Regions from separate parts of the Mus musculus genome. Here region 2 is linked to region 1. The links are chromatin loops, found by intact Hi-C in ENCODE. Cell type or tissue: left cerebral cortex. All regions are shown on one strand. Links, peaks and the distances in the headings refer to the core of each region. The heading gives the core; the rest is flanking DNA.

Region 1 (17,398 bases), core at 3,827-11,826:
TCCACAGTCAGGATGTAGGAAGCAGTACATGCTGGTCCTTAGCTTTCCTGCTTATTCAGTCCAGGACTCTAGGTCATGGAAGATTGTTGCTCATATTTATCATAGGCATTCCCAACTCAACTGACCCAAAGCGGAAACTCCCTCACAAGCATACCTATAGAGCTTGTTTCCAAATATCAAATAGCTGATGAGGTTAATTATCACGGCACCTAACTGGTTAAATACGTGAACCATCATGGGACAGATGCTGAGGTTTCAATAGACTCATCAGGAAGGCAGACATTAAGTCTGTCACAGCAAGGGAAGTGATGTGTCATCTTTGTGACAAAGACTCGGGCAACGACTGCTATAGGATTCGTGTGTTCATTTTGCTGATGGTGGTGATGGTTTTATGATCGCTGCCTATCAAATTGTAAGATTTAAACGGCAGAGCTCAGCATTTTAATTATATCGCAGAGATTATTTTTAAAAACTCAAAAGAGGGCCAGTGAGATGGCTCAGTGGGTAAAAACATTTGCCACTAAGGCTGATGATTTGAGAGAGTTTGATCCTTGGGACCCACACTGTGGAAGGGAAGAACCAACCCTCAAAAGTTTTCCTCAGACTTCCCCTCCCCCTCCCCCTCCCCCTCCCCTCTCCTCTCCTCTCTCCCCTCCCCTCCCCTCTCCCCTCCCCTCTCCCCTCCCCTCCCCTCTCCTCCCCCTCTTCCCTCTCTGTCTCTCTCCCTTGTGGTTGTGGATTGGATGTAAGCTCTGATACTGCTCTACCATGCCTGCCTGCCTGTTGCTGTGGCCCCTGCCATGATGACCATGGACTCCCCCTTTGGAAGCAGTGAGACACTTTCTTTTGTAAGTTGTGTGAGCCCCTGAGTTCAGATCTTCAGTACCCATGCAAACAGCTGTCATGCATTAATCCCAGTGCTGCAGAGTTATAGGGAACACAGACAGGACTCTTCCTGGGGTCACTGGTTGTCAGCCTTACTGAGGTTAGTGAGAGATCCTATCTATAGAACAAGGTGGGGGGAGTTATAAACATGTCTCTGTGCATGTATCTCCCAGCCCTAACTTGGGCATTCGACACACACCACACATACACACATGCATAAAAATATGCATACATGTACATGATGCTCATATGTTAACCAGTCAACGGAAATAGAGTTTTCTCTTAAAAAACACTGAATTGTAAAAGTGGTGGTTTAGAGGACCTCCACTTAAAACCAGATACATTGAAACTAATAGAGAAGAAAGTGGGTAAGAGCCTTGTGCACATGGGCACAGGGGGAAAATTTCCTGAACAGAACACCAATAGCTTATGCTATAAGATCAAGAATTGACAAGTGGGACCTCATAAAATTGAAAAGCTTCTGTAAGGCAAAGGACATTGTCAATAGGACAAAAGAGCAACCAACAGAGCCTGCAAATTCAGAGGTGGTTGCTTTCCATTGGTCTGAGCACAGGGTCCCCAATGGAGGAGCTAGAGAAAGGACCCATAAAGCTGAAGGGGTTTGCAACTCCATAGGAGGAACAACAGCATCAACCAACCAGTACCCACAGAGCTCCCAGGAACTAAATCACCAACCAAAGAGTACACATGGAGGGACCCATGGCTCTACCTGCATATGTAGCAGAGGATGACCTTCTCAGTCATCAATGGTAGGAGAGCCTTGGTCCTGTGAAGGATCGATGCCCCAGTGTAGGGGAATGCTAGGACTAGGAAGTAGAAGTAGGTGGTTGGTGAGCAGGGGGAGAGGGGAGGGTATAGGGGGTGTTCAGAGGGGGAAACCAGGAAAGGAGATAACATTTGAAATGTAAATAACAAAATATCTAATTAAAAAAAAAAGAAAAATGAAAAAAAAAACTGTCTAGAAAATTTCCTTCCACCCTCCTTCTCTTCCTTCCCCTCTCTTCCCTCCCTCCCTCCCTCCCTCCCTCCCTCCCTCCCTCCCTCCCTCCCTCCCTCCCTCCCTTCCTTCCTTCCTTCCTTCCTTCCATTTTGTTTTTTTGAGACAAGGCTTCTCTGTGTAGTCCTAGCTGTCCTGGAACTCTCTCTATAGACTAGGTCAGGCTGGCCTCGAAATCAAAAAGACCAGCCTGCTTCTGCCTTCTGAGTACTGGCATTAAATGTGTCCCCCCACTACCAGGCTTCCATTTCTTGTTTGTTTGTTTTTTAAATTTTCTTTTCTTTATTTATTTTTTATTTTAGAGGTATGGGTGTTCTGCCTGCCTGCATGTCTGTGTACTATGTGTGTACCTAAGGAGGCTGAAAGAGGATTTTGGATTCCCTAGGACTGGAGTTCCAGATGGTTGTCAGTCACCATACAGATGCTGGAAACCAAACCCCAGTCCTCTGTAAGAGTAGCAAGTTCTCTCAGCCACCGAGCCATCTCTCCAGCTCCTAAAATCTTTTTATTGCCGGAGAGCATATGCATGTGAAGGTGTATTCACTGTAAACATTCATCACAATGAACTTCCAGAAGCAAAGCAACCCTGTCTAGACAGCAGGGCCTGGGGTGGGGAGGCAACACGCATCCCTTTGGTAACCTCTCAGTTACTCATCCCAGGAGGAACCAGTCACCTGCATGGACTTCCGACCCCAGTCATTTTTTTTTTTCCTGCTGTCGAAACTTTCACAAAACCATCACATGCCAAGAACCCTTTAGAACATTTCTAATATTTTGTTGAGGGCTAACGACATCCACTGCATTTTATATATTTAGACGGTGCGATCTGATGTGTTTTGACATATGAATATGCCCATGAAGCCATCACCACAATCAAGATAATGAACTTGCTCATCACTCCCAAACTCTCCTTCTCTACCCCCTACCCCACCCTCCATGTCTCTCCCCAGGCCATAAATGATCTGCTTTCTGTCACTAGACATTCAAGTTGTCTAGAATCTGACTAAACTAAAATAATAAGAAATCTATGGGTTTTTTCCTCTCCCCAAAATTTCTCTGCGTTCCACCTATGCTGTCCCATGTATTATTACTATGTTCCTTCTCACTGCTGATTAGTGTCCCTGTGTATGTACATGCCACACTTTTATCCATTCTCTAGCTAAGAGATACCTTTTGACATCTGGCTTATCTTACTTCACATTATTCTTGATATTTGCTAGGAATGGAGCCCAGAGCAAGTGACTTCCCATCTCTGCGTTTAGGGTTTCCCCCCCCCCCACCTGTACAGTGGGATAGTTCTGAAATAGTAAGAATCATAAGGATGAAAGGAGTTAATATAGTTGTCTCCTGGTATCCAAAGGGCATTGGCTCCTGGCATTGCGACTGCCTAGGAACCCAAATCCAGAGACAAACAAGTCCTTTAAGGTGTAATGTTTACATAACCTCTGTGCGTTTTAAACTGCCTCTAGATTACTTGTAATATCTAATGCCAGGCAAATGCTTTATGAGTACTTGTCATATCTTATTGGTTAGAAATTTATGACAAGATAAAAACTAGTACATGTACAAACTCAGTCATTTTATTTTGAATATATTCAATTTGAAGTTGCTTGACTCCGGATGTAAAGCCTGACTATACATACAGAATACATAGAGAATAGAGCCCGGCAGGTGAAGGTTTAATGGGATGGGTCAGCCTACACTGTCCCACTGTGTGCTGAGTACTGGGTGTGGACCTACTAATGCATTCTCCACAGCACCGTGGGCCTGAGAGGTGGTCTGATGATGCTATAGCTTTATCCAGGGCCTTGGTTGTTGTTAGGACTGGTACCCAAGCCAAGAGAGAAGGGAAGTTTGTCTTCAGCAATCCTCCCTTAGGAGCATCCGGTCTTCTCCGCCATCATTTGATGGTTGTCCTCTCCTGTTGGTCCTGTTTGCTCAAAGTCTTTGTGATCTTGGTCCTGACTCTAGATGGGTCCACTCTTATCAGAACTATCTCGTGAGGATTCTCATCTTTTCATTATGTTTGAACTATTCGAGATCCATCTATCCACACAGCAGACATCCCCGTATGCGCTGAGCAATGGCTGTGCGCTAGGTGTGTTAGTTTGCTTCTTTGGTGTTGTGATAAAAACACTGATCCAAGCCACCTTGTAGTAGAAAGGGTTTGTTTGGATAATGCTTCTAGTCCATCCCTAGAGGAAGTCAAGATAGGACCTCAAGACAGGAACCGAAGCAGAGACCATGAGGAACACTGTTTATTGGCTTGCTCCCAATGGCTTGCTTGTTCAGCCTTCTTTCTTATATAATCCAGGATTGTGTGACCAGGAATGGCTTCACCTACTCTGGGATGAGCCTTCCAGCATTAAAAATCATGCAAATGAATCACAGACATGTGGTTGTTTGAATGAGAGCGCCTCCTATTGGCTTATCATGCTTAGTCTTCTGCTGATAGACTGGAAGGATTAGAAGGTGTGTTTGCTGCAGGAGGTGTTGGGGGAAGTGTGTTACTAGGGGTGAGCTTTGAGGTTTCAAAAGCCCTCACCAGGCCTAGCCTCTCTCTCTCTCTCTCTCTCTCTCTCTCTCTCTCTCTCTCTGCTTCTGTTACAGCACCATGCCTGTTTGGTTCCCACCGTGGTGATCATGGACTAACTCTCTGAAATGGTAAGCCAATCCCCAGTTGAATGTTTTCTTTTTGTAAGAGTTGCCTTGGTTGTGCTGTCTTGTCAAGGCAATAGAACCATGACTAAGACAACCAGTCTGATGGAGGCAATATCTCATTTGAGTCCCCCCTTACCCTGATGACTACAGTCTTTGTCAAGTCAACAAAACCTAACCAGAACACCAGGTTAGACTAGAAAATGGGTTATAACTTCCGACTTTAAGAATGTTTCATGTGGCATTGGACCCATTCACAGGGAATCCTAGCCATTCAAGGGGCTATTATAGGAGGCAGTTATACTTTTTAGGGACTATTTAAAAATCTTGATATGCTGACATGTAAGGTCTTATTTACCTTTAATCTGTAGGACATGGGGTTACTTATAAATATTAGAAGCTGGGGATGGAGAGATGGCTCAGTTGTTAAGAGTGCATACTGCTTTTCCAGAGGACCCAAGATTGGTTCCCAGTGCCCATGTGGCCAAACAGCCTCTAACTCCAGCTCTAGAGGATCCAATATTCTCTTCTGGACTATGTAGGTATCTGCACTCATACATACCTACGCGCTCGCGCACACGCGCGCGTGTACACACACACACACACACACACACACACACACACACACACACACACACACACCACAGCACAGTAAAACAAATTTTAAAATGACACAGCACATATTATAGGTATTTGAAGACTGGGAATGCCCACTGTTCTAAGATCTGAGCAGTTTGAAAGCAGTGTAAGGGGAGTGAGCATGGTGAATGAGTTAGAACTATGCTCCACAGACACTGTAGGCGGGACCTGCAGACCCTTCCTGAAGGCTGCCGGTCACTGTGCCTAGCGACTCTGCTGCACAGCAGGAGGAGTAATAATCTGATGCTTTAGTTGTGGCCACCTGGACACCTGGTGCTCATGCTAAAGCCGAAGAGAGCGGCCAGGACATTGTCCCACTACCCCTACTGGATTGGTCTCCCTTAGCTCTGCAGTGTTGATGCTGCTACTGGCCAGTTGTTAGGAAATCACAGGGATTGTGTCCAGCGCCGCTGGTCATTCTCGAGGTCATTCACCCTTGAGATGGCTGATTCAGCTCCAAATTCTTGAGGCTTTTCTGGTTCTCAATAATTCTAGTCACATCTCGTTTTGCCCAAAGTGCTCACGGCTTCCTCGCATGCAGCCTGGCTTCCCCCAAGTCGCTCTGTACGTGTTCATTCAAGATGGCCTCTTCCCAGCATTCTGTGGCTCCCATGCATGCGCTTCCTGATTAAATGCTTCTTCTTACTTGATCGTAATTTTATGGTTGCATTTTATTTGATAGTATGTATTTTTAAGACAATTTCTCATGGCCTAGCCTGGCCTCGCTAAATTTGTAGTGAAGACAACCTTGAGCTCCCAGTCTTCCTGTATCATCTCCAAGGGCTGGGATTGTAGGTAGTGCATCACTATGCCTGCTTCCCAATTCTTTAATAACCTCTGTTATCTTTGTCTCTTGAGTTTTCAGGTTATTAGGTCTCTCATCCTAACCATTCAGTTTGGCCACTACTTAAATCCTAATTGTTTCATGGGCTTCTACGGCTTCTTAATGAATCAGGATATCTCTAGAAGGTTATTTTCTGCATGTAATCCATAGTACCTAGTACAGTCCTGGACAGAGCATCCATCTAATAGCTACCCCAGGCCATACAGTGTCATAGGCATGAATCTCACTATTTATTTTTTTTTTTAAATCTGAAGCTTGCATAATCTGAGGGATCCTCTTCAAGAAAACGTATGATTATGAGTACAATATCAGAAGCAAAAGTGAATGTGTTTGTAAAGAAATTCTTAGGACCCCTTTTTGAGTTTGTGCAAGAAAGAGGCTCTGGAGCTCAAATAGCCCCCAAATTAAAGGAAAGGTCTAGATAGGTTTTGGCTTTCTTTGTTTCTATGTTTTGGCTTTCTTCACCTATTGTGCACAGACTAAACCCCAGGCCTTGCTGTCTCTCTCACAACTGCATTTTCTGGCGATGTGGGAGGGCACCTCGTCCTAACTCCGGGAGACATGGGTGTACTGTTGTACTGGAGAAATCTGTCGGTTGACAACGAAGCATTAGCAACAATGATACGTTTTGAAGACCAAAGTAGACACTAAAAGCCCGATATCTGTGCAGGTATGTATCTGCCAGGGACTTGTCACACACATGGGACTGTCTGAGCCTCCTGTAGCACATATTTCTATCAGAAAAGGCAAATTCCAGAGAGCTCTGAGCCATTTCCTCTTCTCAGAGGCTGCTATTGGGGAATCTGACCAGCTGATGTCACTATGGGACCATGAATACAGCCACAGCCAGGTTAAAAAAATAAAAAATAAAAACCAACTTGGGCTTGGTGTTGTAGCCCTGAGAAAGATAACCTCTTTCCTCCCCACAGCTGCCTGACCCCATCTCTTCCCCTGCCCGAGTAGTTTATAAAATTGAGGACTGGCTGACAGATTTAATTTTGATGGAGAATTACCTGTAGGCAAGAGGACAATCAAACCCATACTGCTGAGGAAGGGGCCGGGGGCTGAGGTAATGAATCTATTATCTATGTTTAGCAAGCAGAGAGTGTCAGGCTAATAGTTTACCGGTTTCCTTTTCCTCTGCTATATACACACTTTCCTTTCCATCTTGTTAGATGCCACAAGCTCAGAATCATTGTAGAAGGGCTGATTAACAATGTGCTGTATTTTCCAGGCATCTTATTTCTGTCTTCTGTTGCCTGCCTATAATCTACTTGGGTCATAAGAAGAGATATGGTTAGACTTTGAATTCCAGTCCTGAATTCTAGCAACTGTGGAGGCTTTGGTGGGCAAGGAACTTGAAAGCATAGCTAAGACTTTTGAAACTGATGTTTGATAGAGAATTTTTCTGCCTCCTTATTTGACCTCTACTGTAAGCCACGTTAGTCACAGGTCGTGGGGAACCAGATAAACCTTTGGTGTTTAAAATCTGTTAAAAGAAGGGTACTGCTGACTTCGATCACTAATGGTGTCTAATAGAGAGCTATGTTCTCCCAAGTTATGTGGTCTGTAGAGAGCCTTCCCAGGCACGAGCAGAGACTCTCTTTGCCTTCATGTTAGTCTCTCTAACAGTCATCGTGGGTGGCATAGCAGAGTACCACATACACAGATGGTGGATTAAACAGAACAGCGATTTCCTTGTAGTCTCAGAGAATCCAAGATCAAGATGCCAGCAGCGTTAGTTTCTCCTTGGCTTATAAGTGGCCATCTCCTTCCCATGCCCTCACATGGCTTTCCTTCTATGTGTGTCTGATCCTAACTCCATTTTACACAGATGCTGTCAATTCTGATTGAAGCCTACACTAGCGCCTGGCTTTAGCTCAAGTCTCTCTTTAAAGACCCTTTGTAAACACAGCCTCCTTCCGAGGTCCTAGGCATGTTACCTTCAGCACGTGGGCTTTGGGGAGCAAAAGCCTCCACTTGTTAAGGTTTGAATGTGAAATGTCCTCTATGGGTTCCTCTTTTGAATGTTTGGTTTTCTAACTTCTAGCAGGGAAAGCTCTGGTGAAGCTTGATTGGCAGAAGTGAGACATTCCTGATGGATGCTGGACAGGTATAGTCCTTCGTGGTCCCCCATGATGTGGCCCCTTAGCACGTCTGCCCCCACAGATGGAATTGCTCCTCCTGCCATGCCTGCCTCGATCAGATGCACCAAAATCCCATGAGCCAAATGCATCTTTCCTCCCTTAAGTTGCTTCTGTCGGATAGTTTGATGCAATGACAAACACATAACTAGTAAAGCAATCTTCCCCAGTCTAGACTGAAGGTGAGCCATCTGAGATGCTGACTAGGTAGCTGGCCTCCTATTTTCTTAGCTTGGCTGTGTGACTTTGAGTTGTGTAAAACAAGATAGAGGAGCCACAAGCCCACAGTGCCCCATAATCAGAATCATGAGATCAAAGAGAGTTTCTGCACATGCCTGGGAAGGCTCTCTGCATAGGACATGACTTGGGAGAACATCGCCCAAGCCTGTGGTTTGTGGGGGGCTTGCATTTGAGCCCAATGCATGCTAACTTGGTCACCCTGCATTTACCTTAGGGCCATAGAGAGCATTTTAAAGACTCTGTAATACCAACATGCTTGAAAATTTGCTTACTGAAGAGCAAATTTTCTCAATTTACTCAATGCAAAAATAAACTGATAGGCTGCAATATGGAGTTTTCACCTATTGATACATAAAAAGTAAGGCAGATTAATTTTAATTACATGCAGATAATATGACCTTATTATAAATAATCAATGGGCTGGTGAGATGTCTCAGCAGGTAAAGCACTGACTGCTCTTCTGAAGGTCCTGAGTTCAAATCCCAGCAACCACATAGTGACTCACAACCACCCAAAATGAGATCTGATGCCTTGTCTGAAGACTGCTACAGTGTACTTGTGTGTAATAATAAATACATCTTTGGGCCAGAGTGAGGGGGAGTTGACTGGAGCAAGCAGAAGTCCTAAAAGTTTAATTCCCAACAACCACATGAAGGCTCACAGCCATCTGTACAGCTAGAGCATATCCATATGCATACATTAAATAAATAAATCTTTAAAAAAGTAAATAATAAACAACAAGTTTGTCTTAGAAAATAAAGGTAAATAATAGAGGTGTTTTTCTTTTCTTTATCTTTCTTTTTGTTTGTTTAACTTTTATTGTTTGTTTTTGATACAGAGTTTCTCTGTGTAGCTCTGGATTTCCTGGAAACTTACTCTGTAGACCAGGCTGTCCTTGAACTCAGAGATCCACCTCAAAACTGCTTGGTCACTTTATTTCTTCCTAGTTATTAACACACTTTACAAGAAAGATATTATACTATAGCATTTTTTAAAAGCATACTTTTTAGTTTACTTTTTTGTGTATGTGTTTGTATGTTTGTACAAGTGTGTTCAGGTTTACATATGTGTGTGTGTGTGTGGTATGTGCACACACACACACATGTAGAGGCCAGAAGTTGATATCAGGCACCTTTCTCAATCACTTTACATCTTATTTATTGAGCCAGGGTCTCCCACTGGACTTAGAGTTCATTGATCCAAGTTTCAGAGATCATTCTTGTCTCTGACTCCCTAGTGCTGAGTACAGAAATGTTACCAAGCCCAGATACTTATGTGATTTCTTGGGGATCAAACTAAGGTCACTATGTGTGCGCAAAGAAAACATGTTACTAATGGAGCCATCTTCTTGACCCTATTTTCTGTTTTCTCTATGTCTGTCTATCTCTGCTTATGAAAGAGAGAGAGGGAGAGAGAGAGAAAGAGAGAGAGAGGAAGAGAGAGAGAGAAAGATTGTTTCTACAGCTAAGTGTATACTCTATCACTGAGATATACCCCAAACTTCTAAATACTTTTTTTTAAACAAAGAAAATAAAACTTCATTTCATGCTTTTATTTTTAGTACTGAGTATTGAATTCAGGGCCTGTGAACATGATGTAAGCATTTTATAGTGTATCCCTAGCCTGGAGAAGAAAATTTTAACTGCCAACAAAAGCCCTCACATTAGAAACTTACTGGACTTTATGAATTAATTTAATCATATTTTTGTTAAGTGTGAGTTGATTGCCTGGGTCATTTCAGGTCTCTTTGGGACTGGAGACAACGTAGCAAAGACACCAAATAACATTCCTGCCCTTGCATTCTGTGGGAAGACACAGAGCACAGGTAACAGATCGATGGGCATTGCTTTTTATCAATTCCAAAAGCAAACACATTGAAAACTCTCTGATAGTTGAATGCATCTTACACCACTGTTGATCTGTAGTGATCACCACATGAGATATAAACAATTTCCGATGCTCACTGAGTGCTTGAAAGAAAGTTCCAGTGACAATATGAAGCAGTCCTTTGATCTCTTTGAGCAAATGGCTGAGACCGAAGTGGGAACAGTGATATCCCCAAAGGGTGCAGCATCTTTCTGCAATCTGGAGTCTGTCAGGCCCGCTCAGCCCCTCGCCTGTGAGGTTGTGGTCTCTTGAAGAAGTGCTGCATGATTAATGACACTAAGAGAGCAAAAGTGACGCGTGTAACCATGCAATCGTAAGCTAACTGTGATGACATCAAAAACTGATCCAGACAGGTAGAATTCAATGCAAACGTTTTCGGTTCTCTTAATCAATTTCCTGCCTTTGAACACACACTCAAGGGCATGTATGATACACACAAAGCTGTGCCTAATGGATCAAATGAAGCTCTTTCAGTGAAGAGGAGAGGGTGGTCTGGAAGAAGGAGACATCGTGGCCTGAGTTAGCAGTGGTTTCTTCTTAGTTTACGTAAAACACTTCCAGCTTACAGTTTCTGAGGTGGTAAAATTGTGGTGGTACATCATGTTGAGAGAGGTGACCAAGCTACATACATCATTGAAGGTGACCTGGAAGCCCCTGAAGTGTTGGCAGGGCACCTGGAGAACAAGGTGTTGGGGCTGTGGACATAATGAGCTTCCCTTCTTCCACAAAGTTCCCGTGTGAATCTGGGGACTCAACTTCTCAGTCTCACTCAGTTCCTTCGTTGGCTAATTCATGTTTATCCTGGCTGTTTGGTTAGAGTATAAATGACGGCCACCTGATATTTGTTGACGAAGCTAGCCAGTGATCACCCCGGACATCCAGTAGCTCTGTTCTTGGTGTTAAGAATATAGCTCTGAGGAACGGAGAGGACATTCCGCTTCATCTGGGATGACCCTGGATCATATATGATCCAAGTGTTCTTTCTGGTTCCTTCTGGTTTTCTTGCCCAACTCATCAAAAGTGACATTTAGTGAGATGGAGCTACGTGAATTCTTTAGTCACTTGTTTAAGCAGAACTACGAAGAAATAGACACTAGATTGCATGTGCCTCTCTCGGGAACTATTTAATTCTTTCAGCAGTAGGGTAGTCTTTGAAATTGGAGAAGTTGGCATTCAGGGATCGAGATATCACTTTAAGGAAATTTCTTCTCAGTCACCTAAGGATGAGCACCCTTCCCCTCCATTTCTGCCGGCTTCGCCTCCCTACACGTTCATGTTTTCAGCATTTAGCTTTTAGGAGATGATTTATTCTGAGGAGTAATGACCGACATAGGCTTAAGACAGAATCTAGTTCTTTTTAAACACCTCCCACTTTAGTGGGCACAGTACTTTGGGAAAATAATTGATTTTTTTTTTTAAGATATGGGTTTCAGATAAAAATCAGTAAATAAGGAAAGGTATCCTGACAATCACATCTTTGTCCAGGGGCTATGTGTGGTGAGTAAAACCATCACCGTCATGCTCTGCTTTCTGGAGATGTTACATAGACTCATCGGGAGTTTGTTTCCTTTTGTGTGTGTACACTCGATGCAATGGGCTGGAACCTAGACCTTTGCAGACTGATGCTTTACCACTGAGCTAACTCCCCAGCCCTTATTAGTAACTCTGTTGCAGTGCTCTTATTTAAAATTGTGATTGTTCTTTTATTCACACAGCTTTTCAATTCAGATCCATCTTCTAGGAAAATCTGCCTCTTGAAAGAGCAATGGCCGTCACTTTAACCTCAGACAACATTATTTACATTGACGTTCCTAAGATGGCTCTTTCATTTTAATTTGAAAATGTGCACTAAATGGCAAGATGTTACGTGCATGCTGGAGTAAGGCGTGTGTTCTCTAACACACTGAGAAGCAGTGTAGCTAGGAGATACAAATCAGGTGGACTCCGTAGTCTCGTGTTTGAGGATTCACTTTCTTTAAAGAAAAATGACTTCTTCATTTAACCTCAAGTATGCCTTTCTAAAAAGTATGTAAAGAACTCTTCTTGTCCTTTTTTTTTTTTTTTTAATGCTATTAACACTGGCTGACAGCATTCTAGCCAACAGGCAGTACGTGACATCCTGAGAAAAGTGACAAATATTTACAATGGTTCAGGCTTGGTTCACATTATCTGTGCAACCATTTTATTTTAATCGTCAGTTTGATGTGATGTGAAGTGTAGTGAGAGGATGTTTTTCCACAGTGAACTATGATCAAATAAACTCACTTTCCTGTTAGCTGAGGCTCAATCAACAGGAACATCGATGTTTCCATACACTGCCCTGTCCTGTTGTGAAATGTGTGTGTTCTCCCCCTCGGCCCACTTCCTGTCACTCGAGGAACAGGGCTCTATTGTGCTCGGACATTCTTGTACCTGGAGCACTCAGAGATTGCCAGGAAAGGACTGTGTCTGTACTTCTGATTCTAGGGACACACAGCCAGGATCTGGTCTAGTGCTTTGTGCTTCGCTGTGGAACAGCTAGGGAAAGACATCGTCCTTTGCTGCTCACTTCACCGCTGAAGGGCAGAGAGCAGAATCTAACAAAGGACCGCTCTTTGAGTGGAAACAAACATTTCAACAGCCTGAGAAAACGCAGTGCCATTTGGTTGGAGCAGACATGTCCGCAATTTGGATGGTCGCTGGTGTCCACAGACGACAATCCACCTCCGTTCTTTTTCCTCTAGACTTCCGGATGGAAACAACTGGTGGAGCACCTTGAGATTCTCCTCATACATACTGTGCTTAGGGTATTTCTGGTGATGTCAGGATTATCTCTGTCACCTTACAGCAGAGGAGACACTGAACTCAAATAGTTAAGTTACATGCCCAAGGTTACAAAGATGCTGCGGGAACATGAATGTGCGGGACTTTTCAAAGGCCCTGTGTTAAAGTTTGGTCCTCAGGTTTTGAGAGGTAGTGGACTCCTGATGAGACAGAGCCTGGTAGTGGACTCCTGATGAGATAGAGCCTGGTAAAAGGAAGTCAGGTAACTGTGCAGGGGGGTGGGGTGTGGGCGGGGCAAGGAGAAGAGAATGCTGGCAACCCTGGCCCTTTCTTCCTTCTCTCCTGGTTTCCTGGTCCCTGGGAAGAAAGTCGCCTTTTGCTATCTCCTGATCCCACTTCGATAATGAGCTTTGCTGCAGGCCCCAACTCAATAGTATAAACAACAGAGAACCAAAATCTCTGAAACCACGAACTAAAATAAACCAACCCCTACCTGCAGTTGGTCTCTGATAGTTTGTCATGGCTGATGTGTAGATAATGAATCGAAGAACTAAACTTTTGATTCATAAATTCCTAGCCCACTTGTGTTGGTTTTTTTTTTTTTTTTTTTTTTTTTTTTGTCCCATGACAGAGTATCTGACACAAACAGCTTAGGAGAGAGGGCTTAGGTTTGCTCGGTTTCAGCTCATGGTGGGTTGGTTCCATTACTGTGGGCTCAAGGAGAGACAGATGGCTTTAGGGACATGTAGAAAAGAAGACTGTTCATGCTATGGTGGTCCAGAGGCAGGCAGAGTACAGGGGCAGGCAGTGGTCAGCACCAAGATGTATCCTTCATACACATGCTTCTCAAGGCTTCTGACCTTTCAAGAGTCAAAATTTGAATCCATTAATGTAAATCAATCCATGAAATCAGGTCTCTCGTGATGCAATCACTTCCCCAAATCTCTCCTTTGGGCATCGCTTGTAAGAGACCATGTCTTCAAGATACCAGCCTTTTGGAGGAATGTTTCACCTACATACCAAAACAGTAACTTTTAAAGGAAATTATGTTGTGTATTTATATACAGTATTCCATATTTATAGAATTTTGAATTTGTATTATAGATTTTCCTTTTAAAACGACAGTGACTTAAAGGTAGAGGTCCTTGTTACAAATACTTTGAGAAGTGAAATATGCACAGGTTTGGTAACTGTGCAGAGCTAGACTTAAAGCTACTGCTGGTGATGTGACCTTGTATAATGTTCTTCTCTTACAATATGAAAATTCTTCTACTCCATAAATATTACACTATGGTAATTTGTTCTAGATATAATATTTGGATGGACCACAAAGAAGGGTTGTTTTGGGGGATTCTAAGTGTTCTTTTTTGATCTCTTATTTTTTTTTTTGTTTAAATCTGTCTCTGTCTCTCTCTGTGTCCCTCTGTTTCCCTCTCTCTCTCTGTGTATGTATTGGTTATATTTAGGGTATGCTTGTGTGTCTGTGGAGTCCAGAGGTTGAAATTAGGTGTCCTTCTCAATCTGTCACTACCTTGCTTTTTTGAGACAGGATCTCTTATTGAACCAGGAGCTCTTCAATTCAGCTGGGCTGACTGACCAGTGAGCTCCAGGAATCTCTGTGTCTCCATACCTCTCTGTTTTCCAGCCCTACTGCTGGGGATACAGACACATGGCACAGCATTCCACTTTTACATCAGAGCTTGCTTGTGCAGTGAACACCTTAACGACTGAGCCGTTTCCTAAGCCCCTTTTGTTTAATTCTTTCTTATATGAGGAAAGGTCTTCTCATGTGGCCTAGCTGGCCCTGAACTTTCAATCCCTGCACCTTAGCCTTCTCGGTGGTTAGATTACAAGCATGGGTCCACACTAAGCTAAAAATACTAAACGTTTCCCACAGGTTTTATTTACGCACTCCCTAAATATCTATCATGCTCATGCATAACAATTTTGGCAGAGGTGTTGGATCGGTAATTTGTCTCATTGATAAAACCAGGCCAATTTCATATACGATAATGAAAATGTTAAAAAAAAATGAAGTTTTCCTTATTGCTTTTAACTAGGACATGCACACTACTCTAGAAATTCCATTTTCATTGATTTCTGAAAGACTTCCATTTGACATCTAAAGATAATGGTCTCTTTTTCTTTAAAAAATGGTCCCTTTTGGACAAATTGGGTCAATTAAAAATTTTCAAATTCTCTTTCATTCTCCCACTCATTTCTCCCAAAACCCGCTGGAAGGAGACGCTCATGAATATCTTGGGAACTCAGACATCCTGGTCTTCCTGGTCATTTTGAACCCTGTGTGTTGTACTATGTTAGATCCTGCATGGTTTCTTGTAGGACCCTGAAATGCAGCCTAGTTCCTGGTTGAGCTAAGGCGAGCTAAACCCCGGTGACCCTGAAGGGACCGTAGGTGTTTCGCCTGTTCCCAGGCACCAGGCTCCTGTCGCTAGCCACGGCTTCCCATAGATTTGTGACCATCAGTCATGCAAGGACAATGCCCCAAACCTCTCCACAGGTAGAGGATGTGACCTGTGGTCATGTAGACTCAAAACAGGTCTCTATTTTAATGAAGTACCTAAAGGCCTAGAGGACTTAGCCAATAAACTCTCCTTTCCAGACATTTCTCCCTGCAAAAGGTATTTAACTCCAGGCCCGCCCTGAGAAACAGGAGTATGATTTTACTCATCTACTTTCCACCATGACAATAAATGCCTTAAAACCATGGACTGCCTCTTTTCATTGGGATCCACCATGGGGAGCCATGGAGAGGGCCTTTACCTATAGAGCTGCCCTTCTAATCTCCTGTAGAAGGACTCTCTGTGTTCCCAGCCACGGTTGCCACCAAGCTCAAGCCTGCTGCCACCATCAAGCCAAAAACTGTACCCCCTTTTTCCCCTGCTCCCAGGCTAGATTCAGCCTGCAGGGGGTGGGGCACTCCATTCTCAGCTCTTCTGCTGCTCCCCGCAGTGCCTGGGTGCTAAAGAGCTAGGGAACCATTCAGCCCTGGTCTCCTTGCAGGCCAGGGGACCCCTGAGCCAGCCCCAGCTTGCCTCAGACTGAACCCTCCCACCCCTGGAATGGTGTCCCATGAATTCCCTACAGCACGACACCTGTACCACAATGTCATGGGGTAAGCGTGGTCCACTTCCCACGTCCTGCCTCCCAGAGTAGTTGAGCCCTGTGGTGGAGTGGACTCAGGACTCATAACCCTTACATTCTCCCTCATTCTCTCACTCTTTTCCCCTAAGACATGCTAGAAGGAGATGACTATCTTGAATATCTTGGGAACTCAGACATCCTGGTCTTCTTGGTCACTCTGTACCCTGTGCGTTGTACTATGTTAGATCCTGCATGGTTTCTGGACATTTGTCCAATATCAGCTGGGGAATAACGTCCTTCTGGAACACCAAGATCCTTCTGGATATTTTCAGAAGCTTTCCTTCAGCCATTGGTTCCTCCAGTGCTTTCAAGGAAGTGTCTGCTGCAATAGCCTGAGCCAGGTGATGGAGACAGCAGTGAGGGCAAAGAGCAGGAAGTGCACGCAGAGGGAGCATTGAGCGTGCATACCATGTCGATGAAGCCGGAAGCTCCAAAGTAGTTAATTCCTGTTCATGGCGGTTATGTAATTCTGGATGAAAACAGGTTCTTCCCAAGCATCCGTGTGCAAATCGGGGGTGCTGAGACCAAATGCTTGTCCCTGAGTAAGATTTCCTGTGAGGTTAATCTCAAAGTGCCTCCTGAGAAATAGGAAATAGCTGTATAAACCAAGAATGGTGAGTTTCCTGAGAGTTGGTGATGGAATGGAAGAATATATGTAACGGCCAATGGAGAGAGTGGATGCTTTTAACTCATGGGAGACATATCCAGGGTGCCATTATAGAACCCGAAGCTGTGCTTAGACTTGATCCACATATATGTATATATATATCTATATAATACATTTGTTATACAATAGACATTATGAATCTTTACACATATATAACATACACATGATAACATCATAGGTATACAAATACATATGATAAAGTTTAATACATGAATTAGGCATAATGAGAATATCAGTAATAACTAATCACAAAACAGGAAAATTATGACAATATTCTGTAATAAATGTATGAGAGGGTGTCCTCAGTCTTTCGGAATCTCTCAGGTGCTGCGGATCTCAGCGACCTCAGCATGGGGCTCTTTGGTCTCTTCTTATGCTACAGATTTCCATCTCTTTGTCTAAAGGAAGTGTTTTTAGCTTCACTTGTGTATCTGAATTGGTGACGTCATTACTCTTATACTGTGGGAGCCTTATTAGGTAAAACAGGT
Region 2 (15,619 bases), core at 5,644-13,643, 310 kb after region 1:
CATCAAAGCCTAGAAGTTTGGACCAAACTGCTACACACACACACACACACACACACACACACACACACACACACACACACACAGTGGTGGGAGGAGGTTTGCATCACTAATATGTGTGTTTAGTGAGACATCACTCACACCTCACTAAATCAGAGAAGCCCTTTTTTTCATTTTGTGAAGAATAACACACAGACCCATAATCAGTCAACATACAGAGATGAAAGACCTCAGAGTACTTAGCCCTAAGGGTCATCTATGCCACATTTTATGCCTGGAAGGCTCAGGAATCACCGTGGGGGGTGGGGAGGGGAGAAAGGTTGTAAGAGCCAGAGATGGATGACTACAAGAAACTTTTCTGGAAGCAACAGGGCAGCTGCACACAAGAACTCATAGTGGTTGTGATGGGATGAATGCACAAGACCAGTACAAGCTCATGGTAGACAAAAATCCCAGCATAGGAGGGGGGAGGTGGACATGCAGTCCCATTTCTAGCTGGAAAGCTGGCAGTTGATAACTGCTGGGAGGAGAGTCAGTATTCTTTAAGGGTGAGCACTTGGTAGGTCAACCACTGGGTGTGTTCCCATTCCCAAGAGAATGGGCAGAGTACATATAGCCATTAATAGCTGCCAGGAGGAGTTTCAGTATTTTAAAGAGTGTGTACCTGGTAGGTCAACCATGCTCCAAGAGATGATTTCACACCTAGGAGTATATGGCAAGCACAAATTGGGTTTGAATAAAAATAGTACATAAGTTAGATGGCTAGGAAAGTGGGATAGAGTTTAAAGAAGTTAGGAAGAAGAAATGAATATGATCAAGATACATTGGATGAAACTATTAAAGAATTAATAAAACATTACTTAAATATAAATAGAAGATGAGTGATCACTGTTATCGAAAGTATCAGCTTCAGAATTTTTTGCACATATTTCAAAAGCAATCATTTATGGACTCCTGCGAGTCAGACACTAAGCTGGTTGAAGAGCAACCACCTCCTCATGAGATTCACGGGAGGTCTGCTTTAGGAGGAGACTCTGGGCTGTGCCGTGTTCTGATATGACACAGTAAGCTGGCTCAGTAGAAGCTGGAGATCATTTCCCCTTATTGCTTTTATTTTCTTATGGATATAATACCAACACATATTTATTTGGTACAATGTAATATGGAAAGCATGCAATCCGCATACCTATCACCTTGGAGGTTGTCATGCTGAGTGCATTCAGAATACTCCAGTTACCTCGGGACGTACATTGTTGTTAACTATGTGTTTCTATTGTACAGGAGATGCCAGAACTCATCCCTCCTGTCCGATTGTGTAGCTGTTGATCAGCACTTCCCACCTTCCCAATCCTTTGGAACTTCTGCTCAACTTTTATGCATTAGAAAGGACACCATGGACATGAAAAAGGCTGACTATCAGTTTCTACTGGAAAGTAAATGGAGAGAGAGAGAGAGCAGACAGGTTGGTAGTTTTGGTTCTGAGCAAGTAAATTTGAGAAAAGAAGGAAGATACTGGTTTTAATGAAGAGTGTATAAGGAATTATTTTTAGTCATCATTGATACTTCATTGTAATTTACATAAGGTTTTCTCCACAGCAATTAAACAGAGAATAGAGAAATAGGTGAAACCTCCAGCAATATGGCCTTACCGTTCTTTTGAAACCATTTCTAAATGCAGTTGTTTTGGAAAAGTCCCTTTTTGTCTCACCTATTACACGCTGCCAAATAGAATGTCTTTTCTCAACAAAATGTAAGTATCAAGAACTCTCAAATCACATCAGTCAATGAATATGCTGATGTTTTTATGTCATTAAAATCTGTGTACTAGGATAACATTACAAAAGAACCGACTACTTAACATGTATAATGATCATTCAGGAAAACAACTTCTTAGCCCCTCCCCCCAACACACACCATGATGCACACACACACACACACAAACACACACACACACACACACACACACACACACACACACACACACACACACACACACACACGTCATATATATATAAATACCACAGGTAAATTAGCAGGAACTGAAAATAGGTTCAACTACCAGATAAACAGGGTGTGAAAACAGAGAATGTGAAGCACAAAGGGACAACTAGAGCTAGCGTCAGTCTCTCATCAGGCTGACATGAGAAAACAAATGCCATGTATCTATTGTAAGAAATCTATGGGAAATGGATATCTTTGATAGTGAAGTCATTCAGTGTTTGAAGAAAGTAATTTTTCGTTAAACCCAGGAAGCCAGAAAATGGCTCGGAAAGAGAGCTACATTTCAAACAATATAAAAACCTAATAAACAGGAAAAAATGTATTCAAGCCAGGTTCTGTGTACTTAAACATCTTTTGTTCTCAACGTTCAACAGGGCAGAACTCCTGACCAGGAAGGGCAAGACCTTTGTGTCTTACTATGGCTTCAGTTGGAGCCACTTATATCTTTTATTATAAATTGCTGACACGGACACCATAACTCTGTCTGTGATGTTCATGGCTCAAGGAACAGCCATGCGCCTCTTTCCTTTTATTGCAATGGGACAGACTTAACTTTTTTTCATTACTGCCCTGTTTGCCATTCTATGAAGCGCGAATAATAATACTCCAAAATCATGACGACTATTTTGTTTTACATGCAATCAATTTAATCCAAATTCAGAACCCTAAGAAGTCCTGGAAAAGGAAAGGACAAACCTTTCCCTGTGACATCATCCTGGAATGCAGACGTTAATCCTGTGCTTCAGTAATGTGTGTGTCAAGATAGCGAACTGACTTTCTGTAAAGGGCGTCTTTGAACTGGTTTTTACTTGCGGAGCTGTTTTATGCACTGAAGAGTATGCACCTGTCAAGGCGTCTTACTGACATCCAGATGGGTAACTGTGGAGCTCATTCGACTTGCCCTGAGGCCAAGCTTTAAGTGAGTGATGACTGAGGAATGCAGAGTGAATGTCAGGTGTGTGTGTGTGTGTGTGTGTGTGTGTGTGTGTGTGTGTGTGTGTGTGTACGATCGTGCATGTGTGTTGCTCTGAAGCTGCTGTTTGGGGTTTACCTTACTTAATTACAAAGCAAGCACGAAACAAGGCCACACCCCTTTATGTCCCCTACATTCTAACGTTTGGCATCCTGTGAAGATCTTTCTCTTCTCTGTACTTCTAGAAATAGTTTCATAAAAAGTAAAATAAATCAAACAGAAATGTGAAAATTTTATATAATGGACATATTTTTTTCCCTTTTTCTTCTTTTTTCTTTTTTAAAAACGTTATTTATTTTTTTTTACACTCCGTATTTTATTCCCTTTTTCCCTGTCCAACTGTTCCACATCCCTTTCCTTCCCCCTCTCCCATCTCCACATGGATGTTCCCACCCCCCACCCTACCTGATCTCTAAATTCCCTGGGGCCTCCAGTCTCTTGAGGGTTAGGTGCATCATCTCTGAATGAGCACAGACCAGCAGTCCTCTACTGTATGTGTGCTGGGGGCCTCATATCAGCTGGTGTATGCTGTCTGGTTGGTGGTCCAGTGATTGAGAGATCTCAGGGGTCCAGATTAATTGAGACTGCTGGACCTCCTACAAGGTCCTCTTTTCCTCAGCTTCTTTCAGCCTTCCCCAATTCAACAGCAGAGGTCAGCTGCTTCTGTCCATTGGTTGGATCTGACTCTTTCAGCAATGTTGATTTTTTTTTTTAATTTCCTACTGCAATGTAGACTCTTAGAATTTTAGAATTCATGGATCCAAAATGTCAATGGGGACTAACCCATGTACATTTTTGACAATCAACTCCTGGTCAATTCATTAGTGTATTCTTTGGAAAGATCTCTCTCTCTCTCTCTCTCTCTCTCTCTCTCTCTCTCTCTCTCTCTCTTACATACACACACACACAACTGATGATCAATCTTGAAGTATTTCTTTTTTTAAGATTATTTTGTAATTAAAACTCAGTCAATTTTAATAAATACTTTTCTAAAATCATGCTTATATATCTTATATGGCTTAAGTTGTTGAAAATTATGTGTCATAAATTTTGAGTAGACATAACTCAGGTGGTTTGTGCTTGAGAATACAGACAGCTACAGAGCCAGTGGGGAAAGCACCCTCAGTTTTGCCATAAATTGTGTGACTTTGGGAAAGTTTTTGTGTCTGTGTAGTAAAGGAAATTACCTAGGCCTGCAAAACTCACCTTTTGACAATTCTATCATTGGTTCAGGGAGAGGGCTCACTGGACAAGAGAGTTTCTGTGAAATCAGAAACCACTGAGTTCAAGTCTCCAACATCCATGTAAAAGGTGGGCATGGCTGTCCCTGTAACACCAGTGTTGGGAAATGGAGAGAGTTGCATCCTGGGAGCTGGGAAATGGAGAGAGGTGCATCCTGGGAGCTGGCTGATCAGCCTAGCTGACATGGGGAGCTTCAGTTCAGTGAGAGAATGAGTCTCAAAAGAATGAGATAAGCCTCATGGAGGAAGAGCCTGGACATCCTCTTTTGTCCTCTGCATAAGTGTGCATGGGCACATACACACATGGGCATGTACACACACACTAGGCTCATATCACACACATACTAATATAGGTCACACACATGTACACACGTGAACATGTCTGTAATTAAAAAGTCAACTTATCCATTGGAGGAAAAGCAATGTAACACAAAGTCTTCTTTCTTCTCCTTCCTTTCTCCTTTCCTCCTTCCTTCCCTCTTTTACTTCCTAACTTCCTTTCAAATTTCCATTTCCCTTCCCCTTATCCTTCCCCTTCCCCTCCCCTCACCTTCCCTTCCCTCCCCTCTCCTTTCCTTTTCCTTGCTGAGCTCACAAGTCCTTCCTCTAACAAGACTGAAGGAGTCATATGAAATTGACTATGAACAGCTTGCTCTAGATGCTTAAAAGGAGATGGCAAGCATTAAGGATAGAAGTCAAAGAAGCAGTGACTGTCTGGGATTAGGAACCGGTGTTTCTGGTTTAGCTGTTGTCTAAATATTGTCAGGACTCAAGACGCTGCTCCACCAGGGATGGTGTCAGGATTAGAAAGCCATCAGTGGCATCCCCTCAACAGTAATTGAAAAGTGAGATCAGATGCTTACAATCGCCCAGGTCACAGCCAGTCACGACTCTGCCTTTGTGGACAATTCCTTATGTCCAGAGCACGGTTCTTATCAGAGGGTCCTCCTCAAAGACAATTACTTTCATGCTCAGGTAGTGCAGTTTATGAGAGGAAGAGAGAAAGCAAGGACAAATGGATTCTGGGTAAGAGAGAAGCGGGAAGTAGGTGGTGGAAGAGTGGGCGTGGTAAAACCCATGGAGCTGACATTGTGCGAAAGTGTTGGTTGACAAGAGCAAGGTCTCGGGAGTCTTGTGGCTCCTCACCAGCCACAGAGATAACAAGATGCTCATTGATGTCCTCACCTCGAAGTGTTGAGAGACAAAGAGGAACAACGTGCAACTAACGGACCAGTGCTTTCCCACCGTGTATCAAAGATGGACGAGGACTTTTCCACCTACTTACTACCAAAGCATCGGTGCTCTCCCATCTGCTACAACCAAAGAACGGTGCTTTTTCCATCGCTTTTCTTTCTCTTCCCTTCTCTTGCAACTAATCTCTCTCTTCCCTTCTTCTCATCATTGGGGATGTAGAAGTTTCCGAGAATAATGCCCTCTGATATCCCCGGCGGAGAGACTTTGTTTGGCTCTCTTGTTTCTCCTTCACAGAACCCAGTTTCAGTTCTCAGCACCCTCACGATGGGTCATAACCATCTGTAACTCCAGTTCCAGGGTATCCAATGCCTTCTTTTGACCTCCATGGGCTCCTGCGTGTATGCGGTGTGCATAAAAGCATGTTAGCCATAGGAACATAACAATAATAAATAAATCTTCAAAAGGTTGGCTAATGATATTCTTGTAACTTGTCCTTAACGATTTTCTAATGCATGGATGTCTTTATTTTTTGTTTTGTTTTAAAATATCTTCTGTGTGGCTTTTCAAATTAAACAAATCATGAAAATTATTTTTAAGCTTTATAGGAAATATTTAACTTCTTGAAAAACTCCTGTACTTTCTTAATGCATTACTTCCAAAACATCATTATTTTATGTTGGGTATCTAATTTATTTTGTATTTTATGCTTGTCTTAGAAAAATAAATAAGCAATATGCTGGTAATTCTTTTACAGAGTTATAATAATCTATGGTTTTTATTTTATTATGGAGGAGTTTCATAAGATTAGTTTCAATTAATGATAGCATTAACCAAAATCCTCTATGAAGTATTAAGTCTTTAAATTAAGATGAAATTAAGTACAAGGCTTTAATTCTAACCATTTTGGAATTCATTATCTTCGAAAAATTCTGCTTCTGTGAAACTTTGATAAGGATAACTCAGCTTGCTTATCACTTTTGTCTTCCATTAGTTCTTACCCATTAGTGATCTCCAGAGTTTAATTTCATTATCACATGTTCTAGTTTCATTTATGTTGTTATGATCAAATATCCCAATGAAAAGCAACTTAGGGAAGAAAAAGTTTTATTTCATGCTATAATTGCAAATCCATCTTTGTGGGGGCATCAAGGCAGAAACTTCATATATAACTAGTCATATTTACAGTCAAAATCAGAAAGAAATTAATGAACACATATTCATTCACCTTTTCGGTTGTGTTCAGTTATGTTTTTCCATTGTTACACAGCTCAGGGCACCCTGTGTAGGGAATGACACCACCCACAGTAGAAAGAATCTTCTCACATCCATCAATGAAGACAACCCCCAAAGACATGCACATAGCCCAATCCTATGAAGACTCTTCCCAGGTCATTCTGGATTGTGTCAACTGATGAGAACCACTATACCACAGCAAGTTTCAGTTAAGGACAGACAGTCTTGCTGAGTAATTTCAAATGGTTTGATCAAAGTGGCAGGCAAGTTTCTTGCAAAAGAAAGCATTGGCCAGGATCTTGGTACTGGGATTTAAATGAAAGGGCCTTAACCTTTGTGCTAGATAAACAATGTGGTTCAATCTAGAGATAAGCCAAAGGCCTACCTCTCAAGAGTGCTCTCTATTGGTTGCCATGGAAAAGTTCCAAAACTTTCAACATGAATTCTTCACAGTGAATTTCACCTTGAGTAGCTTTCCACTTTATTTCTTTCTATTACTTAAAAAAAAAAAAGGCATGTCAGCCATTGTAAATTAGTAGTCTTTGCTACTGGCATCTTGCTGGCACCCCCTCCCCCCATAAAAAGACATCCAAAATACATGCTGGCTCTCAATCAGTTGTTAGTTGCCAGCAGTGGTCTCTTCCTCTTTCTCTGAGCTCAAGATTATTTCACAAATTAAAAAAAAAAAAGAGGAACTGTAATGAATAAGAATATGGCATATCCTGAAATGCAAAAGTACAGCATATGATTAACTTTTAAAACAGAACTAATATTCTGACAGATGAGTCCAAATAAATCAAAGTATTATGATAGTAGAATTATTATTTTTAAAGGTAGTAAATAAAATTTCATCACATTTTTCCATTTGCTGTATTTGTCTGAATTTGATACAAAGAACTTGCCCCAAAGAAGCTGGTAACTGAAATGTAAGTCCACTGTCTCCTATAATAGGAATTTGAACTGGAGTTGGGGATCCATGATTAGGGCTGATGTTCTCTTCATGTGTAACATACTGCTAGAAGAACACTGATTGTCTAAGGCACTATTATAATCATTTTCAAGGTGGAGAGGTGAAAAACTTACCCAAACAAACTAAATCATAAGTCTCTCCCCATAGGTAACAAAATGAAACAATTATGCCAAACAGTTAGTTGATATTTCTTAAGCATCAATTTTAGGCCAGAGCAAAGAACAATGGATGTGTATGTAAAAAGGATAATAGCAATGGTATATTTATATTTTTTGTAAAGTTTATCAATTACTTTCCATTGATTTTCTTGGTAATGGGAAAGAGACGTCATTTCTGGGGACACAATGTTCTCATCCTTACTGAATGTTTAATACAGGTAACAATTCTGAGTGTTTTGTGTGAGATTTTTGGGTATTCTTTGCAGAAATGGGGAAACAAAGGTTTTTTTTCCCATTAATCTATTTATTTATGAGGAACTAAAAAGCAGCCCACAAAGAAAGCTCTATTTTTTCCAATACTAAGTCTGAGAACACTTGAAGAAAATTGAAAAGGGAAGCCCATTTACGGATCTTTCCTTGAAGAGAGGCATCACTCAGCTCTCAAACTCCAGACAAAATATAAGAAAATGTATTACAGCCCGATGCCCCTCAATGATCTTAGATACAAAATGAATTAAGGGAAGTTTCAAATAGAACCCACAATCATTTTTAGAAAGCATAATATAGCCTGATCAACTTAAGTTGATCCTGGGAAGGCAGAGAGTTAGCAACAGTTAGAACACAATGCATGTAATTCTTCATGTAGATAAACCACTCCTTCCACTTCAAAGAAAGGAAAGGAAATTAGACGAACATATGCTTGTCTTGGTAGAACTGGGAAAGCCAGTGACAAACACAAAACATTGACAAAAACATTTGGCCACCATATTTTCCAATACGATTTATATTTTTACAAACAAAACTATGACTACCAGCATTCCAGGATATTACTTGGTCTGTGAGAAGTGGTTTTGTCCATAAAAGCCCCCACAACAGGTGTCTTGGGGCCATTCAGCTGAGTAGTAAGGGGAGTGGTCCTGACAAAAGTCCATTTTAGTCAGCATTTAACAAAGCTTGATTCAAATTTGGCTCAAAAAATTAAACATTGATTCTTGATTAGTTTTTAGGAAACCAGGAAAAAAGAAAATATTGCTTATCTATCCTGACAAAGAGACCGATGCAAAACCTATGGCTGTCATCACTGTCGAGGCTTCATGTCTGTTGACAGGTCTCACTATTTTCATAAAGCAGGACAAAGCGAAGTAAAATTAAAACTAAGGCTGGATGTGATTAAAATACACATTTATTTCTATAGTTTCCCAGTGAGCAATTAGAAATTAAATAATAGTGTTCAAATGAACAGTGAAAGAAATATTTGGAGTTAAAAAAAAAAAAAGGTCTGAATGTCATGCCCTGAAAACAGAGGAGTGTTGTTGACAGAAGTTCTCAAACCTAAATGAACTGAGAGAAAGAAGAGCAATGTTCTTGTCTTGGGAACGCCATATTCTTAGGATGGCATTTTCTTTAAATTGATGGATAGATCCAATTCAATCTCATTCAAAATCCTCACAGACACTTGGCAGAATTTAACAAACTGATTTGGAAATGAGTACAGAGTCAGCAATCACACAGAGCAGCCCCCGAGCAATGATGAAAACAGCGAAGTATATATTGGAGCTGAGGAATCTTTGTTCTGCTCCCAGACTCATTTCTTTCCATAGTCAATGCCACACGGTTTGGCAGGATAGCATCTTCCAAAGGCAAGTACTGTAAGCCAAACCCTGTGGCATTGACTGTGGCAAGGAATGGGTCGGGGGACCAGTATATATGATCAAAATATTTCCAGCAGGGCTGGGTCAATGGAGATGGGATAGTTCCTACAACAAGAGATTTGGGCAACCACCCAAGGTGACATGTAAACTTCACCCCAAACACCCTGGCATTAAGCATCTAAAAATACAAAATGCCTAGAGGTAGACACAGAAGGAACTGTCTGTGAAATCGAGGTAGCCACTAACTAGACTTATCAACAGCATAATCCAAGAAAAAAAAAACACTCAGCTAAGTTGGTCTTTATTATATAAAACTTATTTGAAAGGAACTGTCAAGAGAATGCACGGAGTAGGCTAGGGCTGCGCACACGTAGACTTACAAGTAAGGAATGCATCAAAGCACTTATAGCCAGGCATGGAATGAACTCCCAAATGTAGCCATGACAGAACAAGCCACACCATTAAAAAAAGCTAAAAGATTAGAGCTAAAGGTTTACTCAAAAGATATAAGAAACAGGCACAAAGCATATAAAGACGTGCCAAACCTCATTAATGATTAAAGAAAGGAATATTAATATTACATGAAGATCATAGTGAAAAGAAAGACTGATACTAGGACGATGGAAATGAGCTCAGTCGGTGGACCATTTGCCTGGGATGTGTGAGGAACTGGGTTTGATTCCCAGCACTGAAAGATCGAATGAATGAACAAATGAATGAATAATAGGGTCGTTGAGAACGCTGTGAAACTTGATCTGGCATGCTCCTCTTAGGTGAGTTTAAAATGAGAAACTACTTAGGCAGTATCTTGGAAATTTAAATATTCATTTGTGTGATTTTTTCAGAAGTGCCATCAAAAGAAACAAAAGCGTATGTTGATACAAAGCCTTACTCATCATAGCAACCACTGGAAAGAACCCAAATACTGGCAAATGAGAATAAACATGTGACATGAAAGTGGGATGGGGAACAGAATAAAGACTTCTCAGCTCCAGCATATATGATCTGTATGATCAGAAGATGTGCAGCAGGCTGGCTCCGTGGAGAAGGGATAGCTCCTATAACAGTTTTATAGTGGAATAGCGTTGCACAGCAGAAGAGCAAGTCGCTCATTCTTCACCAGCACAGGTAATCCTAAGAGCCATCCATCGGCTACCCGAAAGAAGCGGCGTGATGCTGTTGCTAGGGAATTCACACTAGAGGCAGAAAGCAATGCCAGCCATGGTTAGAGAGCAGGGTGGTGTGGCGTGGGGGTGGTGGGAATGATAGGGATTAAATAGTAACATGGGAAAACCTTCAGGCTGGATAATAGGTATACCCACTGTCTTGACTGTGGTGATGGTTTTATGGGTGGGGGCACATGTGTCAAAGTTGTTAGGCTATACATTTTAACATCATATTTGATACATGTTAAAGTACACACAGCTAAGCATTGAAAAAAATTGATGGTCTATTTAACATACTGTAAATTTTGAGTTATAAATGTAGGCTTGTCTGAACCTGAGCTCCCAGGTCTTTGGCCTCATGGGCTGCTACTTCCCTAAGAACACTGGGCAGGAGAGTGAGCTACCATAGTTCCCCTAATTGTCAGTACAAGAGCAGGCATAAACCAACCCCAAATAAAGCACGGGAAAACAAAACCATGTTGGGGTCCCCCCAGGAAGCTGCTCTTTAAAAATCTCACTTTTAAGCATGGCCAATTTCAGGTAATGATTATTTCTAATAATTAGGGGATCAAGATATCAATAAAACAGTGTCTCTAGAAGGGCTACATTTCTACACTGTGGTTATCCGTTCGAAATGGACACCACACAGCTTTGGACCTTTACATATACGTAGCCTTTGGAAGAGATTTTGCAGGGTCAAAATTGGTGCAATTCAATTTTATTCCATCATTTCTTTCCTTCTTTTTTTTTTTTTTTTTTTTTTTTTTTTTTTTTTTTTTTTTTTTTTTTTTTTTTTGTCTGAGAGAAGGACCATTGACATCCAAGGCCCAGGAGAGTCTAACTTCTACCTCTGGTGTGCTATGTGACTGGGACTGTCTCAGTCAGGGTTTCTATTCCTGCACAAACATCATGACCAAGAAGCAAGTTGGGGAGGAAAGGGTTTATTCAGCTTACACTTCCACATTCTTGTTCATCACCAAAGGAGGTCAGGACTGGAACTCAAGCAGGTCAGGAAGCAGGAGCTGATGCAGTGGCCCTGGAGGGATGTTTCTTACTGGCTTGCCCCCCCCCCCCTGCTTGCTCAGCTTGCTTTCTTATAGAACCCAAGCTTGCTCAGGGATGGCACCACCCACAAGGGGCCCTCCTGCTTTGATCACTAATTAAGAAACTGCCTTACAGCTGGATCTCATGGAGGCATTTCCTCACCTGAAGCTCCTTTCTCTGTGATAACTCCAGCTGTGTCAAGTTGACACACAAGTCCAGCCAGTACAGGGGCCAAACTTATCTGATGTCTCCAAGATACAACCAGCTTTTGTACATGCTCTCTGCTTCTTTCTCTACAAAGAAATCACTGCAGGGGGAGAAGGTTTCACCCTGGGATTAGGCAACTTGCCTCTAGATTACAGTGTGTCCATTTCTGCAAGAGACTGGTACTGTATATGGTTACAAACTAAGCGAGAGGGGAGTACTTCCTCGTTAAAAACTACTTGGTGACATTTCTGTTCCTTGCTTTCTGAAACACAGAAAACTTAGGGTCGTAATTATTTATTTGACATCTATTAAATGGGAAATATAGACCTTGATGGAGAGCTACCTCCTAGTGGCTAAAACATCTGAAACTAGAACCTGGATATTTTGCCAAAGGCCAAATCTTTTTTCTTTTTTTTAAGATTTATTTATTTTATGTATATGAGAGTACACTGTAGCTGTCTTTAGACACACCAGAGAGGGCATCAAATTCCATTACAGAATGTCGTGAGCCACCACATGGTTGCTGGGACTTGAACTCAGGACCTCTGGAAGAGCAGTCAGTGCTCTTATCCACTGAGCCATCTCTCCAGCCCAGGCCAACTCTTGTTATTGATCCTAACAGGAAGATCCTGCTGTGAAATTGCTCACAGCCAAGAAGAATACCAGCAGGACCTGTGCATGATTGGGTGCAGCAGGCAGAGGTCTTAGGACTGTGCCCCTCAGACTTGAATGTATACAGATGTCGTCACCCAAGAAACCTGTTAGCACACAGGGTCTGTTTCCATAGGAACTTTCTGTTGTACTGACAGACGTTATTGAGCCAGCCAGTGAATTGTACCAGGAGTAGCAGCGTCTTGGTTGGTCTTCCGTGGAACCCATGTATCAGTCATATGAAGATTTGTTTTTCTAGCTTGTATAAGCCTAAAATCACAAGTACCAGCCAAGGCGAGAGTTTCCTATATGTGGTTTACACACGGTAATTTCTTTCTTGAGACAAATAGTCCAAGGCTGCTGATTGGCTGCCACTATGACGTCAGGGACTAAGACAGCTATTCAAATGAGAGAGGTTAGTGTTAGCTGATTAATCAAGAATCATCCAGAAAGTGGGAAAGGGTGTATTTTATACCTTTAATGATAATTCATAGAGTCCACACACACACCTTTATACTTATGCCCATGTTTAGATAAACAATGACCAATGTATTTACCTAAAAACTCGGTTTTTGCTTTCGGGAGGCAAGAGGAGCTGGAATCTTGAAGGCCACTTGCCGCTTCTGCTATACTTGCCCTGGGCTGATTTTGATGACAAGGGCTATAGTTATCAATGCATTAAAAATTCAGTCCATTAAACAGTCATGACCTTGACTTGATCTAAGTCTCCCTCACAACTTTTTAAAACCAGGGCCATGGGGTCAGGAGGCTGACAGGGCAGGGAGCTTGTAGGGGAAGGAGCAGAACAATCAGACGATGATGGAGCCCCTGAGGAGGCACACAGGTCTTGCTAGGGAGGAACACGTTCTTCTGCCCGGATGCACTCAGGCACTCAGGCTCCTGTGTGTCTCACTTCCTGCTGATGTCTCCCATTCACGCTGCTTGCAACACACAGTACGTCTTACTGTGGGAATTACTCTGCGGCTTTATTTGCCCCACGTCTCTCAACAGGGGCAACGCTTTCAAAAACGTGAAATACGTAGCAGTGAATGAATAAAGGAATCTGAATTTTGAAAGCGACTCTTTTCCTTCTCCTTTGGAGGCTACTTTGGTGCTTGCTTCCCTGTTTCCAGCCACAATTGTACTACTTTCTTTTTTTAAAAAAATATTTTTATTAGGTATTTTCCTCATTTTCATTTCCAATGCTATCCCAAAAGTCCCCCATACCCACCCCCCACTCCCCTACCCACCCACTCCCCCTTTTTGGCCCTGGCGTTCCCCTGTACTGAGGCATATAAAGTTTGCAAGTCCAATGGGCCTCTTTTTCCAGTGATGGCCGACTAAGCCATCTTTTGATACATATGCAGCTAGAGACAAGAGCTCCGGGGTACTGGTTAGTTCATAATGTTGTTCCACCTATAGGGTTGCAGATCCCTTTAGCTCCTTGGGTACTTTCTCTAGCTCCTCCATTGGGGGCCCTGTGATCCATCCAATAGCTGACTGTGAGCATCCACTTCTAGGATGTGTTTGCTAGGCCCCGGCATAGTCTCACAAGAGACAGCTATATCTGGGTCCTTTCAGCAAAATCTTGCTAGTGTATGCAATGGTGTCAGCGTTTGGAAGCTGATTATGGGATGGATCCCCGTTATAAAGGCTGAAGCACAGCTCTTGGGAAACACAGGGGAGGGTGTGGCTAGTTTTGTCACGTGGCACCATGTCTCCCAACCAATGAGGAAACAAGACTGCCAAGCCTTGGGAAGTCTCAGTATATTTATAGCTTTTGAGTGTTAAAGGAAGGTGATTCATAAGAATAATATGTGATTTAAAAAGGAGTAAAAAAAATCTTCATCATATGATGGTCTATTTTGCATTAAATGTGTGGTGTCCCATAAGATGCACAGAATCTCACAAAGGCTATATTTTAAGTAGAATTCACTGGGGCCTAATCTAGTCCAGGCTCCTGTCTTTAGATATGGTGGCCTTGGGGATTTATACAGGAGTGATCCCGTGTTAGGAAAGTGTGCTGTAATCTACATGGGGCCACCTTACATCCTCTGCTATAAAGAACCTGGAATCTAGGATTTAGTGAGCTTTAAAAACCCAGTCTTCCTTGCTGGCTCACGAAAAATATAAACCTCTCTTTTAAAACTACTTGTGTATAAAATTGGAAGTTAGAGAAATATGCTTCTGGATTTTAGGGTTTTCTTTGACATTTAAAGTAATAAAGAATTTTTAAAATCTATCAACTTTCAATCTTTACAAACTATACAAACACAAACATTAACTTAATGTAAGGTGAAAGCACACGTGTATTTTTATCTATTAAAAGAATCACTATATCCTTCAGAAAATAGAAAACACAGGATGGTCTGCACAAATGAATCAAAACCAAGAAACACGATGTATGCACATGGGAGTCCAGGCCTGTCATCTCAGCTCCCTGGGAGGGCGAAGCAAGATTTCACAATTTCAAGACCTGCTTAAAGCTAGTTAGATAATAGCCAGACTGAGACCTTAAAAGAAGAGAACTGGGATTATACTTCCTGGCATGTAGGCGACTCCAACATTGTAAAAATTAAAAAGGGGGGAAATGAATGAAAGTTATAATTAGCTGCCGTCCGTATGATGTTAAAGCTGGGTGTACTGGCACATTCCTCTAATCTTTGACCTCAGGAGGATGGGGCAGGAGGCCTGAGAACACGAGACTTGGGCCATGTTCCATACTACCATGGGCTATAGATAGCAAGAACGTCTGATAAATGGAAAACATCAAATAACACAGTACCAACAAACAAGAATCATAGGGGCTCCTTGGTGAGCGGTTGATAGGAACACAGAGAGAATTCCGGGCTTGTCCTGTGGCTCAGGCAGGTGCCCAAGGAAGAAGTGACACGACAGAGTACCGTTCTCATGACCAGGAGAGCCAGAGACTGGCTGGGGAAGATCAAGATTGACAAGCAGCAAATCCCTTGCTGGGGTGCCAAGGGAAAGCACTGGAAAAGAGGATAGAACACCGGGACCTCTAGGGAGGCACTGGGCTGCTTACCAGTCTGTCTGGGATGACAGTTCTGGCATCAGCTGAGCTCGCTGCGATGCTGCCTGGAGGGCTGCTGCCGCAGAAACTTGGCGGGT

The links. A loop is a pair of places that touch in the nucleus more often than their neighbours do. Peaks named below come from ENCODE experiments on the same cell type or tissue, not always from the same donor. Only the 100,000 strongest peaks of a DNase experiment are listed, where the experiment ranks them.
Region 2: it touches region 1 in a loop (3-fold over the local background); 18 of 42 quality-filtered maps call a loop at or near these places.

What each region holds. Positions count from the first base shown.
Region 1 is chr13:38,683,360-38,700,757 of GRCm38, forward strand. No RefSeq gene overlaps it. Among named protein-coding and RNA genes, the nearest start is that of Eef1e1, 33 kb to the left of the region's middle. In left cerebral cortex, for the core only: a CTCF peak has its summit at 6,849 (motif pointing right); DNase peaks (open chromatin) are centred at 6,846 and 7,704.
Region 2 is chr13:38,996,282-39,011,900 of GRCm38, forward strand. No RefSeq gene overlaps it. Among named protein-coding and RNA genes, the nearest start is that of 5033403F01Rik, 43 kb to the left of the region's middle. In left cerebral cortex, for the core only: no CTCF peak of the experiment used is centred there; a DNase peak (open chromatin) is centred at 10,563.